2 separate regions of the Mus musculus genome follow, and region 2 is linked to region 1. Evidence: chromatin loops called from intact Hi-C (ENCODE). Cell type or tissue: left cerebral cortex. All regions are shown on one strand.

What was found. Hi-C counts contacts between places; a loop is a spot of excess contacts. Peaks named below come from ENCODE experiments on the same cell type or tissue, not always from the same donor. Only the 100,000 strongest peaks of a DNase experiment are listed, where the experiment ranks them.
Region 2: a loop joins it to region 1, with 4 times the contacts of the local background. A loop is called at or near these places in 9 of 42 quality-filtered maps.

The regions. Positions count from the first base shown.
Region 1 is chr10:71,214,645-71,222,644 of GRCm38, reverse strand. No RefSeq gene overlaps it. Among named protein-coding and RNA genes, the nearest start is that of 1700113B09Rik, 17 kb to the right of the region's middle. In left cerebral cortex, a CTCF peak has its summit at 4,195 (motif pointing right); DNase peaks (open chromatin) are centred at 3,032, 4,194, 4,556, 7,750 and 1 more place.
Region 2 is chr10:70,976,111-70,984,110 of GRCm38, reverse strand. The region is part of intron 3 of Bicc1 (BicC family RNA binding protein 1); the gene reads left to right. Among named protein-coding and RNA genes, the nearest start is that of Gm24486, 98 kb to the right of the region's middle. In left cerebral cortex, no CTCF peak of the experiment used is centred here; DNase peaks (open chromatin) are centred at 4,263 and 6,644.

The DNA.
Region 1 (8,000 bases):
GCTCATGCATTTGAATGTTAGGTCCCTAGTTGGTGGACCTGTTTAGGAAGGATTAGGAGGTGTGGCCTTGTTGGAGGAGGTGTGTCACTATGGGGTGGGCTTTGAGGCTTCAAAAGCCCATGCCAGGCCTAGTCTCACTCTTGCTTCCTTGTGGGTCAGGATCTAAGTGCTCAACCACTGTTCCAGCGCTACGGCTGCCTGTCTGCTTGTCTGCTGAATGCTCCCTGCCATGACGACATTCGACTCAGCCTCTGAAACTAACTGTAAGCACACCCTCAGTTAAAAGCTTCTGTAAGTCCTGTGGTCACAGTGTCTTGTCCCAGTGATGGAACAGTAGCTAAGATGTCCACACTACTTCCTTCTGTATTGTACTCACTTTCATGCAATTTGGGAGGAAGGAGAAGCTGTCCAAGCTGTCCAGTTTGGTTGCTTTGGAGCCCTTTCCTTGCTAGACTTTTAAAGAGGGTTAGGGGCTGGTTCTGGCAATTTTACTGGTGTGTGGGTTTTGTGTGTGCCTCTGTGTCTTTGTGTGCACCATGTACATGTGTATGTAAATACATGTGAGCATAAGTGTCCTATAGTGGCCAGAAGAGGGCATCAGATCCCCCAAACTAGAGTTTGAGATGCTCTTGAGCTGCCCGACATAGGTGCTAGGATCCAGACTCGGGTTCTCTGGTAGAGCAACAAGAGCCCCTAACTACTGAGCCGCCTCTCAGCCCTAATAATCTTATGTTCCTCAGAGCTTCTGGGGAGTCCTGAGCTTACAGTGGTTGCATCTTTGACCCTGTCCTTACTTTGTCTTCCATCTGCGCTGTATCCCAAGTTCTCTCTCCTATTCTTTAACATGGATGGTTTCTTCTTGTCATCCAGGATTCTCCTATGGGATATAAGGATATACCCACAGGCTCCAGGGTTTGTGTTTGAGCACTTCTGGCTAGTGGATGCCATTTAGACTGTTATTCAAAGCAACGGGGACGCTCCTTTTCTATAGGTTATTTTATCAGGTCACATGGCTAATGAATGTGGGATTTGGTGTTGAGTTCTGTGATAGCTGTGGTGTTAACTATTACCATGACTGGATTTAGAATGCTCTGTGGGTATGTTTATCTGAGAAAGCTTTTCCAGAGAGCAAAGACTCTGGCTGCCCTTCAACAGATGTAGGCAGCACATTTGGAATATACAGAGACATCCCTAGCTCTCACCAATGAAAGGGCTAGGAATGCTGACAGATAACACCCTGGGCCTGTAGCAGAGATTGTTCCACTTTGCCTTAGCTGGCCACCCAGTGTTCCAACCAACGTATCTGCGAACGTCTTGATGTATAACTTTGTTTTCTTATAAAGCACCTACTTGCCACATTGGGACATACAATTTGGGGTAATGACATAGCTGGCATGACATCATGGAGTGATAACTTTTTAAAGAGTTTTGTTAGCCTCCTTCTCTCTCCCAAGCGGGAATATTTAAATTTAGATTAAATAGCTATGAAACAGCCTGTTAGCAAACACAATTCTAGACCCGAGGAGGCCAGGCTTACCACAGTCTCTAAAGGTGCCTCTCGTTATAACCTGGGGTGTTACACTCCCTCTTCTACCTTGTTTGAGACAAGCCCCTCTTAGTTTTGCCTCTGAGCCTGACAGGGTAGCTGACCTGCCTGAGCTCTCTGGAGATTCTCCTGTTACAAAACTCTCTTCCTGTATGTCTATGTTCCACATGGGATTCTAGGATGTGAACTCCGGTCCTTATATCCGTGTCACAAGTGTTTTAGCCACTGAGCCATCCCTCAATCCCTGCCTAAGTCTTATGTTCATTAACATGCAAATTGTGATACACAGGAAAAAGAAAGGTTGTGTGTGTGTGTGTGTGTGTGTGTGTGTATGTATGTATGTATGTATGTATGTATGTATGTATTTTTCTCTACCCAGCCTACCCTGTGAAGGGACCTCTGGAAATGTAGCTGACGGTGGGGGGGTGGGAGAGGGAAGGCTGCTTATCAGAAGAACTTGGTCCCTCTTTATCCCCTGACTCACTCTGCTTGGTTAGCCTTGAGTGATAGCATAATATACAGTCTGATCTGAAACTTCATCTTTTTGTCTGTTTATTTGTTAGGTTGGTTTTTCGAGGCAGGGTTTCTCTGCATAGTCCTGACTGTCCTGGAACTCACTCTATACTAGGCTGGTCTCAATCTCAGAGATCCTTCTGTCTCTGCTTCCTGAGTGCTGGGATTAAAGGCTCGTGCCACCACTGACTGGCTCTGTCATCTTTTAGACTGCATCCTGTTCCACTGTGGCTATACCATAAGTAGGTCATTGAAGGGTGGTTTCTAAAGTTTGGCATTACAGAACCCACTTCAATGAATAGACTCACACATCTCATTTTCTGCTCCTAAGTGATCCAGATGGATTTGTTAAAGCAGAGTATTAGCATTCGCATCTGTGACTTGTGATCTGTGGCGCTGTAGTCGCAGGCACAGGTGGTTCCATCTACACACCAGCTAGCAATGTGGGTCCAAATAATCTTTAACTGAATGCATGTTGTGGTATTGTAGCAGCTACCTTGATTTGTTTCCAGGAAATTCTCTCTGCAAATGATATGATTGTTTATGCCACCCTGACTTGTCCCTCAGAGGCACACTCCTGTCCTCTGTCCCGCTCATCACAGGGGTCTGGCAGTTGTTCTCATCATAACAACAGCGTGAGACTGCCTCTTTTTCTAAGTGTTTGTCCCTCTATGGTCTCACTTCTGTGGCTAGGCCACCACCTCAAGCCCTTGAGAATTTCCCCTGAGAACCCAGCGGGACGACATCCCGGGATTCCGATTCCAAAGCCTTGAAGTAGATCAGCAGATCAACCTCCAAGAGACCTGAGTACACAGGCCCTGACCCCACATGCAGCTTCAAGCTTGCTGTCACCCTGTCCCGTCCCCCCATGCCTTCACCCCTACCCCCCTGCAGCCTTTCATCATCTCTGCCTCAAGGGGAGCCCATCTCTTCCCCAGGAGGAAAGCAAACAGCAGATGTGTGTGATGACAGTGTGGTGTGTGTCCCCAAGCCATGCAGGGGACCTCTGATCTCTGTCTGGCCTTGTTTGCAAATAAATGCCTTTCTCCTAACAGCCTGGTGCTTCGGAGAGGCAGGAAGGGGACAGCCCAGGCACCTGGAAGCTAAAAGGCTTTGCTGGCTAAGCAGAATATTTAAGAAGTGGTTTCTGTTGACATCTCCAGCTTGCGGTGGTTTGAAACTGTGTCAAAGTGTTTGCAAATATTTAGAGGTTCTCAGAGAGCGTGGTGTTGGGGTAGAGACAGTTCTCACAAAAGGCACTGAAGCCACACTCAGGGCAGTTTTGAAGACCCATTTGGAAGCCGACTGGGTAGAGACTTAAAGAGAATTGTGTGCTGAAGGGGCCGTAGGCAAAGGGAGAGTTGATAAATGTGCTGCTGACCTCTGCCCTACTGTGGACAGAACCAAATTGTCCAAAGAGACCTGCTCTCGGCCGTCTTCCTTATAGGAAGATCTAAAAGCAGGCTCTAGTTTAACACAAATGATGATGAGGGAAAGAGAGAGACGGTGATGGAAGGCTAATCCAGGAGTAGCAGCTCCCAGTCTTACCCACTGGGCCAGACAGACAGACCCTCCATCCTGTGGAATCCCAGATGCAACACTGGGGACCTAACCAGGGAGGCAGGCAGGATACTTCAGCAGATCAGACTCCACAATTCTGATTGGTACATCGAGTCTCTAGATTGAAAACTGTCAACACAATGACTTCAGTTTGTTGGTTGGTAACAAGTCTGTCATTTCAAGACTCTGCTTGTTGACGGCCACTTGTTTCTTACTGGCTGAGTCCTGAAAAAAAACACAGATCTTACCCTCCAATCTCCAACCGTGGAGATGACGGGTGGGGTGGGGGCAGGGCTCAGGGCTTTGTCAAGACAAGCAAATGTGCAACAAATCAGATGCTTTCTAGTACGGCTTCCTGGGAAGCCATAGCCCACCAGAACCATGACATCATGAACCCCTCTAATTACAGAGGATAAATATCTTACAGCAGGAGAGCTAAGACAGTAACATTTGGGGCAAGTGTGACCCGAATGTCAACTGATCAGATGAGTTGTAATTTTGTCGACTAGTCTGGGAGGCTTTTCCTGGCATCGGGGGAGTTCTTAGTATCAGGTGGAGAAGCAGTTTGTTCCGCAAACACTAGAGGGCAGCAGAAGGCAGCATTTGACAAATCCAAGGGCTCAGGCTGATGACCAGCTCAAGTCCCTGGGGCTATACACATCTCTCTTCTTGCTCAGTTGCCTCTGTTTTTAAGCCAGGAGATACCTTTTCCTGTTCAGGTAATAGCCTACTCCCCACCCCCACCCCCAATTCCTCCAAAGATACAGGGAGCTGGCTGAGGTTCCTGGTGCCTTAGCTCTTCCTGCGCCTCCTGACATGTCTCCAGTACTTACAAGGGTCGGGAAACAGAGGTCCCAGATGTGATTGCAGTGTGGCTCCTCAGACAGGCCACGGAACATTTGGAAGGCACAGCGGTCTACGTGTGGAGGAAGTATGCTTTCCCTAGCTACTTAGTTGCTGGCTTCAAGGGTGACGAGGCACCGCGTGTGGGCAGGCAAGGGTTTTTCGTAGCAGCAGTGTGGCTTCGAAGGAGACAGCTTTGAAGGCAGCCTCGCTCCCTGACCGCTGTCAGTCCCAGGAACAGTTTTCTGACTCCACCATCTTGGTTATAGCAGGGCTGGCTGTCTGCACCGCAGAGGCCAGTTCCTAGCGCTTCTCTCTGCTTCCTGAGCGCGCGCATGCACACGCACACACACACACTCTCTCTCTCACACACACTCACACACACACACACACACACACACACACACACACACACACGAGCATGTGCGCTTTTCTGGCCTTCCTATTTTGTCTGGAGCCAGTCTCCTGCATTCCTTCAGTCTCTTCCTATTTAATTAAAGTGGGTTTTATCTCTGACACTGACCCCGAGTGATACAGCGGCTGAAGGTGAGCAACAGCTATAACCTGAATCCAGCACTGTCATCTGGGTCTCTGACTGAGTCCCATTAGGTGACTCAGAGGGCGTCCCACCGTGAAGCCACACTTCCTTCATGACCACTGTGACTTGTCCCTGCTTCCACAGGGAGTGACTGCCTCCCTCCCCCTCCCGCTAATGGCACAGGGATATGGTGGGTGACAGGGCCAACGCTGAAGGTCAAGCTTATAGCCCCAGCTCTTCTAACAAGCACCGACTTAGACATGGAGACAGCCTAGAGTGGGTTATCAGGAGCTGAGCCTGCTCACAGTCTAGCATGGCTTGCCTGGGGTCCACAGCGAGCCAGACAGGTTTGAGGGGAGCTGCTGATATCCTCATCTACCTCCCAGGGCTTCCTGTGTGTGAAGCCCAGCTGGCCTGGGTTCCCTGCTGTGGTTCTCAGACCAGCATTAGAAATATAGAACCTGGAGCTGCATAGATAGCTCAGTGGGTAAGAGAATTTACGCTTGCAGAAGGACTCAGCACACACATGAAGCGACTGAGAATAGCTGTGTGTGCTTATAAGCCCAGCACTGGGGGACAGAGATAGGAGGAAAGCTGGGGGCTTGCTGGATGCCAGAATAGTGGGAAAAACAAAGAGGTACGGGCTGTGTGTGTGTGTGTGTGTGTGTGTGTAGGTCATAGGACAACTTGTAACAACTTGCAGCATTCTCTCTCTGTATAGCATGTGGGGATCCAGGCTCAAACTCAGGTTAGACGCTTGGCACTAGTTGCCCTTATAGCTGGCCCATCTCACTGGCCCCCAAACTGGGGCTTAGATCTGAGACCTTTTGTGTCAGTTGAACCGTGGTGGAAGCAGATACATCTAAGTAGGAAATCGTGGGTGTTCCTAAAGAGCATGTGTTGGAAGACGAAGGAAAAAGAAAGGATGGTTGATCTTGTTACCTTGATGGCGATTAGAATCTCCATGGTAACAAACCTCTGGGCATGTCTGTGAGGGAGTTTCTAGATCGAGGTTAATCACACCTGTCAAGGCAGTAACTCCTGCTTTTGCCTGCTGGTCCTGGGTGAACCCTAGTTGATCCACAAGCCCCAGGGGTGATCCCATCTCTGCCTCCACAGTTTTGGGGTTATAGATGTGGGCTACAGTGCCCAGCATTTTTATCCATACTCACTTCTGTCTTCATACCGGTTGAACAAACCAAGTGATTTGAGATGCCGCCTTTAAGACCTGCAGTGATAGTCTGCTCCCGCAGACTGTCAGCCAGAATAAACCCTTCCTCCCTTGAGGGAGGTTTTGTCAGGTGACTGGAAAGTAACTGGAACTCACTCTGTAGACCAGGCTGGCCTCGAATTCAGAATTCCGCCTGCCTCTGCCTCCCAAGCTCTGGGGTTAAAGGCCGGCGCCACTGCACACTCATGCATGCTATTTCACCTGGGGCCAAAGGGGCGTGGCTTAAGGAGCCGAGTGGAATCCAGGGAAATGCCCGGTCACTCTCATTTGTGCGATGTAGTGCTCATCACTCACTGGGGTTTCTTTAGAAAGACGTGGCTTCAGTTTGAAAGCCATGATGGATCTGAAAGCCACCCCCCATCAGTCTCTGCTCAGCCTAAACTCCCTGCTCCCTCAAGAGCACCTATTGAGGAGTCAAAACCTCTGGAATCAGAATGCTGCAGTGGTCACAGAGGGCAAGGACAGAGAGGAAGACCCCTTGGTGGTCTCTCCTGATTCAGTCTCTGCCCCTCCTCCTCCAAGCGGGTCAACCACACACTGAAGGCAGTGACTCCTGCTTCAGCCTGCTCGTCCTGGGTGAACCCTGGCTGAGAGGCAAGCCCCAGGCATCCTCCTGACTTAACTTTGAGGGTTACAGGTGTGGGCTGCTGTGCCCAGCATCTTTATACACACTTTTGTCTTCATACCCAACAGAACTTAATGATTTAGGGTGCCATATTGAATGCATTTAACTTGTGATGCACGTGGACTTATTTTTGGATCTTTAAATTCTGTTTAAAGCCTGGTGGTTGGTCTCATCTTGTCTTCCACAAATGCTATGCTAACCCACTGTACAAGACTTGCAATTTTATTTTTTTTAATCTGATGGGGGGCATGTTTCCTCCCCAGTAGCACCAAGTCTTACTTGGCTCCTGGCTCTTTTGTCTTTCTTTTTCTGTGACTTTGAATAACTTTTCTTCCTTATGGGAAATCTTGGTGCCTTTGCTGAAATCACAAGAGATGGATAGACCAACTGGGGAGAAACTTGTGTTCTCATGACGTGAGCTTTCCATAGCTCAGGTTTAATAGTGGGCCTTTCACCTGTACTTTACAGCTCTCTTCATGGGACTTTCTATATTCCTTCCCCTTCCCCTTCCCCTTCTATTCAAGACGGGTTCCCACTATGTAGCTCTGGCTGTCCTAGAATTCACTATGTAGACAAGGCTATCCTACATTAATTCACCTGCCTCTGCCTCCAGAGTTTTCCATTTCTTGTTAAATGTTTGTCTTGAGGTATTTTTTTAAATTTATTTGATATGTAAGTATGCTGTAGCTGTCTTCAGACACCCCAGAAGAAGGCATCAGATTGCATTAGGGATGGTTGTGGGCCACCATGTGGTTTCTGGGATTTGAACTCAGGATCCATCATCTCTCCAGCACCTAACAATTCCTTAATTAGCAACTAAGAGGCCTACAGACTACAGCAGTGGCTCAGGACCAGTCTCAGCACTTTGGAAGGTGACTCAGCAGGATTGCCTAGTTCCAGACCAGCCTGCACTACACAGTGAATTCCAGAGTAGCCAGAGTAAGACTAAAATATCTCCATATGACATAATTCATGCTATATGTATAGAAAGGAACAGAAAGTGTTCTAGATAGAGGGAAGCCTTGTTTCCTCTGCCCACCCCCATTTTTCTTAAGAAAGCCAGGTGTGATCGGCGTACATCTTTGATCACAGCAAGCAGATCTGAGATTTTCTGTAGTTTTGAAGGACTGTAGCAAGGGCCAAG
Region 2 (8,000 bases), 240 kb after region 1:
TGAGCATGAGAGTTCACAGGTGTGACTGTGAGCATGTGGATGGATGTGTGTGTATGGGAGAGTCTGAGAATGTGTGTGTAAGGGTGTGAGTGTGTAAGTCTAGGTTTTTGGAAAGCCCTGCACAAGCCCCAGTTTCCAAGCTGCTATTGTTAACCTCCAGATGAACTCTTTGTGTCATGGGGAGTCTATGAAGGACCTGGGTCCTGGAGATGTTTCTCTTCCAGCATCCTTCTTGCCTTCCATGCTTGGCCTTCAACAGAATTGAGAGGGGCAAATGAGTCCCCTGAAGATGCAAGTGTCACCATTTCAAATACAGGATGAATTACGGTGTGGGTTGCAGGCATTGCGTTTACATCTGTTTCCTCTTAAAAGTTCCTTGGTAAATCAAAAGCTCTCGGCAAGGAAGCTGGACCGAAAAACTTTTGAAAAGCTGTACCTTTTCCCTGTGCCTAGCTCATGGCTTTGTCCGGCTTTGTTGTCTTGATGCTGTTCTGGGATTTGGCAACTGTTTGTATAAATCGGGTGCAAACGGAAGAGGGAAACAGACACCCTTGTTCTAGCCTGGTGAGCTTTGGTTTCTTTGCTCCTTGGGTCACCTGCCAGGGACACACCCCTGTCAGCACTAACCTGCTCTTTGTTCCTCAGAGGGCATGCTTTTGCTGTTGCTTACACTTGGAGAGAGTCTCCACAGAGTCCATCATCCCGGGTTACAAATGGCTCCTTGGTGGACAGCCAGTGTTCCCCGCCTTCGCTGTCTTTTCATTTCACATTTAGTTTAGTTTCTCATTACATTACCTTTGCTAAATTGTTTCCGGAGTGAAAATTCCAGGCACCATGGCCTCGGCATCTGGAATCTCTTCCCTAAGGCTGTCAGGGGAAAAATGATGTAGTAATGGAACACTGAGTTCTCTACATGCACAGTTGAAGACACACATCTCAGATCTTCTCAGCACCTGCTGAGGCAGACGCACAGCTCCACACTGCCACCCTCAAAAGGCCCGAGGAATTCCCCCAAGACATTTAATGGCCTCCGTTCAGGCTGAACCCAGAAAAGGGTTTCAACATGGAAAAGAATTTCAGGGCCAACCAATACTTATGAAGCAAAGTGGGAGACATTGCCAAATGTATTTTTACTAAAAGCATCAGGGTTAAGACAAAGCAGGGTGCTCAGAAGGACAGATGCCTCAGCGGGGGGCATGTGCTTCCCCAACGGAGAGTAAGGGAGATGAAGACTCACACAGATGTGGGTATTGGAGTCACCAAGACAGAATATTAGTCATTTAAATTCTTTTGGTAACTCTCACTTTGTAGCTCTAAAGGTTACTAACAAAACCTTTTCCTCTTCTGTCTACTGATAAGAAAGGTGTCAGGTAGCCCCAAAAGGTGTCTTGGATGGGGTTATAATCTGATACATTATAGGATTTATTACAGGAGCCAGTAAGATTGCCCAAGGTGGTCAGTGAGTGTCCTTTCCCTAGGCCTCAGACAGTTAGCTGCTGGAATTCTTGCTTCTCTGATGGCAAAGCCTTCAACCTGAACCCACATCCCGGCTATATACCCACCTCCCATTTCATCTCAGTTGGAAAGGAAGAATGTTGTAATGTGTGTCCCTGAAAACAAGTTTTCCTTTATACGTGCTTTGGCCTGAGTGTCAAGTGGGATTCTAGAAGTGACTTTAACTTGGGTGTTGCTCGTCTGGGTGAGGCACATTGCGTCAGCTGTTGGAGTTTTTCCTCGGTCACCACATCTGCCTTCTCCTGCATCCAGAGAGGCAGGTGCTGCCTGTGGCCGCTTTCCATGACTTGGTGACTAGTCACCTTGGAGATGTGTCATTTTCACTGCAGAATTAACTTCTGTGCAGCCCTTTGGACAAGCTATGCACGCCCGGTCCCACCCACTGTTGCCTTCTCCATCACCCCTGGGATTCTTCCTCCCATGATGCTTTACACCTGTGCCTCTCCTGTAACCTCGGAGACCACACCTTTGCTTGCTCCATTTTGACTCCTTTCTTCTCTTTTCTTTTGAAAAACATTTTCTTTCCTGACAAAGCCCATTCCTGCCTGAAGGATGACCTTTTAAAATTCCCCTTTGCATCCTAAAATACAGTCTCTCTCCTTCGTAGTCATCAAATCGCAAGCTTTGTCCAAGTACCGTGGATTTCTACAAACTGGAGAAGACACAGCATTCCTGTGTGATATTAAGCTTGCTGTTTGGTGACCATGTGTGGGGGTGGGGGTGGGTGGTGCTGAAAATATTTAATCCCCATGTAGGGTTTCTATCCCACTTTTGACCATTCAGTTCCCAGATAAAAGACGCCCCCACACACACACACACAGCCTTTATATTTACAATAAGCCTTAAACAGCACAAGAGCTGGGCACATCTACCCTCTATGCTATTAGAATCTACTTTCCTATTGATAGCTCTGACTTATTACTTAATATGCTCCATCTGGACTGCTCTTAACTCCAATTGGCCAGCCTCAGGGCCATGCTTTCTTGACTCCTAACCCATGGCGTTTTTCTTCTCTCTCTCCTTGTGGTCTCTTCAGACCCCAAGACTGGGAACACAAAGCCCCACCTACCTCAATTCTGCCCAACTGTAGGCTGTTGGCATTTCTACTTAAACAATCAATAGTAACTTGGGACAAGGTCACATAGCATCACTTGTGTCTACCTGTGGATTCTCTTGTCTCTGGGGCAACCAGGTCTTCTGGCCTTCACTTAGCATTAAAATACATAGTAACAGCCCACTGTTACTTTGTATCCTCTGTCACATTGTCATGTCTGTTCTCAAAACTACACTGCTGGGTTCAATGGTGATTTTTTTGCCCTCTTGAGTCACTACCAGGCACTACCCACATCACAAATATTTTACCAGAGTCTTTTCTCGCACTATCTCTAGGTGCAAATCAATGGGGAAAACCAAACCAAAATAACAACAACAACAACAACAACAACAACAACAAAATAAAATGGCACTGGCCACCTTTATTTCCAGTTAAAAACATGTTGCTCTTTGGAATAAAAGTGGTTAAGTTCTATAAAGTCAGAAAAGAAACAGAGTAGAGTTAACAAGAATTGAGACTTTGTTCCCTTGGAAAAAAATTTAAACATGGCCATTTGTTCAAAGCTCAACATAGATTCCAGAGATACCGGTTTCACTTGTTAAAAATCCCTTTGGAAAGATTTATGTATTTCACGCCTAGGAACATTTTGCCAGCATACATTCCTGTGTACCACATGTGAGCCTGTTGTTGCCTGTGGAATTCAAATGAAGGCATCAGACCTCCTGGACCTGGAGTTACAGGTGACTGGGAGCCACCAAACAGGTTCTGGGAACTGAATCCAGGTCCTCTGGAAGGGCTCTTTACCACTGAGCCACCTCCCCAGCCACATTTAAATATCTTATATGTGTATGAGTACACTGGTGTGTCAGACACACTAGAAGAAGGAATCAGATCCCATTACAGATGGCTGTGAGCCACCATGTGGTTGCTGGGAATTGAACTCAGGACCTTTGGAAGAGCAGTCAGTTCTCTTAACCACTGAGCCATCTCTCCAGCCCACATTTAAATGCCTTAATTATGGAACTCAAACCATATTTTATATATAAACAAAAAATTCTGGAAAATCCCAAAAATCTATGAAAAATTTCTTGAGAAAGACAACCAGGTCACATCTCTGTGAAGGGGACATTAACCCTTTGCTGGAATGTGGTAAGGGTTGACACGGTAACATCCACAGCTTTATGTGTCTGTCATATGTACATGTGTGATTTGCCGTGTCACAGACTAAAGCCATTACAGAATGCAAGCTATGAAGCTTTTCTTTTGCTATAACTATACTTCCTGTTTATAATTTCTTCTAGATCAGTAGTTCTCAACCTGTGGGTCATGACCCCTTTGGCATTATACGTCAGGTATCCTGAATATTATTAGATATTCACATTGCAATTCACAACAGTAGCAAAATTACAGTTATGAAGTAGCAACAGAAATAATTTTATGGTTGGGTGTGTCACCACAACATGAGGAACTGTATTAAAGGGGTGTAGCCTTAGGAAGGTTGAGAATTGATGTTCTAGGTTGTGTTTTGACCTCTGCGGATGTACCTGTAGAAGCCAGAGGTCAATTATGAATGTCTTCCTCTTGCTCTCCGCTGTTGAGATGGAGTCTTTCACTGAGCCTACAGCTTCCAATTTAGGTTACGATAGCTGCTGAGTGAGTCCCTTAGTATCCGCCTGTCTCCACCCACGCAGCCCTAGATTTATGGGCATGTGCCACCATGCCAGCTTTTTTCTGTGGATGCTGGGGATCCAAACTCATCCCTCATGCTGCACAGCAAAGCCCTTTCCTCTCGGCACTGTCTCTCTAGTGCTCCTGACCTTCCGTTTTTTCAAAACATAGCAATTGAGTTATCTGTTAAGTAGAGCAAATGAGTGAGAGAAGACCGAGGATTGTGCCCCTTTGGAGAGAAGTAAGGTCATTTTGTATAATGTGATGCTGTGTGCTTCCCACAGATCACTGGCTCTCAACCTGTGGGCTACTACCTGTATTGACTGGTTTTGTGTGTCAACTTGACACAAGCTGGAGTCTCCATTGAGGAAATGCCTCCATGAGATGCAGTTGTATCACATTTTCTTAATTAGTGATCAAGGCAGGAGGGCCCCTTGTGGGTGGTACCATTCCTAGGCTGGTAGTCTTGTGTTCTATAAGAGAGCAAGCTGAGCAAGCCAGTGGAAGCAAGCCAGTAAGTAACATCTCTCCATGGCCCCTGCATCAGCTCCTGCTTCCTGACGTGCTTGAGTTCCAGCGCTAACTTCCTTTGGTGATGACCAGCAATGTAGTTTATTCAGGAAGTGTAAGCTGAATAAACCCCTTTTCTCCCCAGTTTGCTTCTTGGGCATGGTGTTTGTGCAGAAATAGAAACCCTGACTAAGACACTACTCCTTTGGGGGAGTGGTGTCTAAAGACTCTACATGAGTAGCCTAAGACCACCGGAAAACAAAGATATTTATATCATGATTCATAACAGTAGCAAAAGTTACAGTTATGAAGTAGCAAAGAAAATAATTGTGTGGGTGGGGGAGGGGGGTCACCACAGCGTGAGGAGCTGTATTACAGGGTCTCAGCATTAGGAAGCTGGAGAACCCCTGCTGTAAGCGTTCATGCCAACATACTCCTCCTTCAGTTTCCAGATGTGGTAGGCGCCCCATTGTCAGTTGGCATTACTATGGAGAGAATGGTGTTTAAAAGAAGCCTGGCTTCCGACAGCTTTAAGAATAGGCCCCACGGTTCTCAGGGTCCTTCATTCCATGTAGAGCTTTGCCTTTCTGCGAGGAACCTCAGGCAGGAACTCAGTAAGTCCTTGGTGGCCAGCCGTTCCTGCTGTTTCCCCAGTTGCCTTGCTGGATCCTCCTTAATCCTTTGGATTCTGGTTAAAGCTGCCTGCTCGGGAGCTGGGTCTTCTTCCACAGAGAGGCCCCGGGTTCCTTCCAGGTGAGGTCCCATCCCCAGCAAATCCATCCCCAGAAGACACTGTAAACAGATTGCTTAGGCCATTTATTTAACTGATAACACAGAGGAGTATTTCTAGCCCCAAACCCCCAAAACAAATGACTTTTGGAATCTGTTGTAATGAGATTTAAATTGTCCTTTTTAATAGCTCTGGGGACCATTTGTCTTAGTATTAAATGATTCTTCTTCTTTTTAAAGAATGTGGCAAATCATGCTGCTTATATAAACATAAAATGAGCATGTGTTAAAGATTGTATTTATCTCATTTGTCATGAGAGAACGAGGCAGAGGTAACCAATCAAAAGGGGCTGAACTTAAGCAGGAAATGGAATGTAAGATACATTTAGAGTACATCTGAAGCTGGCTTTCTTAGTGCAAACGGGAGGCAGGGGACAGTGGCCTCCCCCGGGTACGGTTTGTTTGTCTTGTTGTAGACACGATTTAATCTGCTCAGACCTCCATTATTGAAAACTTAGAATTGTCAGGTATATCAAAGGCAGTGAAAAGCTGGGCACAGAGAAGCCAGGGCTGCGGGTCAGGCATGCACACCTCTCCATCAGTGATGCCCAGGGGCTGCATGTGCTTGCAGGGGTTATAATTGATCCGTGTTAGCATTGGATGGCACAGTGAAGTACCTTCTGCCTTCTGTGTTGTCTGAAAGGTCACAGGACACTGTGTTCCAGGTCACAGGGTCACTGTATTCCCTTATAAAGATTTCTTCATTGTTAGAATAGATACAAAGTAGTGGTTTTGTCTTTTGAGTCAGGGTCTCACTATGTCTTGATATTCTGCCCAGGTTAGTTTTGAACTCGATGTCTTCCTGCTTCAGGGTCCTGAGGGTTGAAGTCCACCCTATCATATCCCAGTATAAATGGCATCCTTTAAAGGTCTGCTTTGAGATTTTGCCTAGTAAGGGGTAAGGAACACTGGAGATCTAGAGGCAGAGAGGTACACCCTCCTCTCTCCTGCTGTCTATTAAGGTTAGGGCTGGAAGCAAAGCTGATTTCATTGCTGTTTAAAGAGAAAGTCTGAAAACCCAGGAGAGAGCATGTAGCCATGTGGTCGCAGGTCTTCCTGAGAACCACATCCCTGAACATCTCCGCCCACTGAGTTTCTCATTAGGAGAGATGGCAGAGATGCTGTGAATGAAGGCTTCTGAGGACAGCTTCTGTGATTCCCTGTGAGCACTAATGAGTTCTGTGTGTCCCCCTTTTTGTCTGTTGATGAAATCACTTATGAAAATGTGCAAGCATTTATGTGTATCAGAATCGTAATGGGGAGATGAGTTATGTCCCCAAGGGCCGAAGGCTTGTTGAGACTGGATGTCTGAAAGATAAATGGCCCGGCTGAGGTTGCTGATTATTGGATCAGCGTGAGGAAAAACAGTGGAAACAGTGAATGGTGAGGTGACTGAGCTGCTCTGCTGGAGCCTACAGAGAAAATATTGGTTTGGGAATCTGGTTGTTGTTGTTGTTGTTGTTGGTTTGATTTTTTTTTTTAAAAAAACGTTGGACCATTGTCTTTATAGGTCTAGACAGAGTGACTATACTGCCCTGCTCAAGAGCTAAAACATCGTCAAGAAAGCAAGTCAAGTTCATAAGGAATTATCTAGCAAAATTGTTTCCAATCAGAGAGAACCTCGAGCTACTGGTTGGGGAGCTCGGTGCATTCTTGTTTCCATTTGAAGCTCCTTGGCAAGCCGTTGCTTGGCGGTCCAGCCATTTCCTTCTGGTATCAGCTGGCCACACACTTCTGCTGTGGACTCAGAATGGAGGAGAGTCGACAGGTACTGTGTGTCAGCAGCCTGTTTCTAGAGCAACCCCCTCACCCACCTCCACCCCCACCCTCACCCAACGTCCTTCCTTTTCTATAAACATTTGTCAGCCAGACTCAGAGGGCACAGAGTGGATGCTCAAGCAGGAAAATCAAAGCCACAGCAGTCCGAAGTGAAGGTAAACGGTGCCACTAAGATCTGGCTGCAAGCCAGACATTGGGAACCAGGTTCAGGCTTGACGGAATGCCTCTAAGCTATAGGAGGATGGAGGGGGTCAGGTTTGCTGAACAAGGGGAAATAATTCTGAGCACACTGTGCGAGTGGCCAAAATCAAGACTATCAAGGCTCTGGGTGATTTAGCTTACAGCGGCCACTGACTAAAACACAGTCAGCTTTCTGTCTTCTTTTTTTTCCCCCACACCTTACGGTAAAGGGAGGAAGGATGGTCTAGAAGGTGGCCAGGGCTCACAGCAAGCCAAGATGACCACAGGGACTTTCTCATTTACCTGTGGTGGTCGGTGGCAGTTTTTCTTGTGATGTTGGATTTGATAGGCATCAGCCAACCTTGCAGTTGTTCTTTGACAACTTTTATTATTTTCTTCTCCAACATAGTATTTCTATTAATTATCTGGGAATTTTGTACAACGCACCCTGTGATGGTTTGATATGCTTGGCCCAGGGAGTGGCACTATTAGAAGGTGTAGCCCT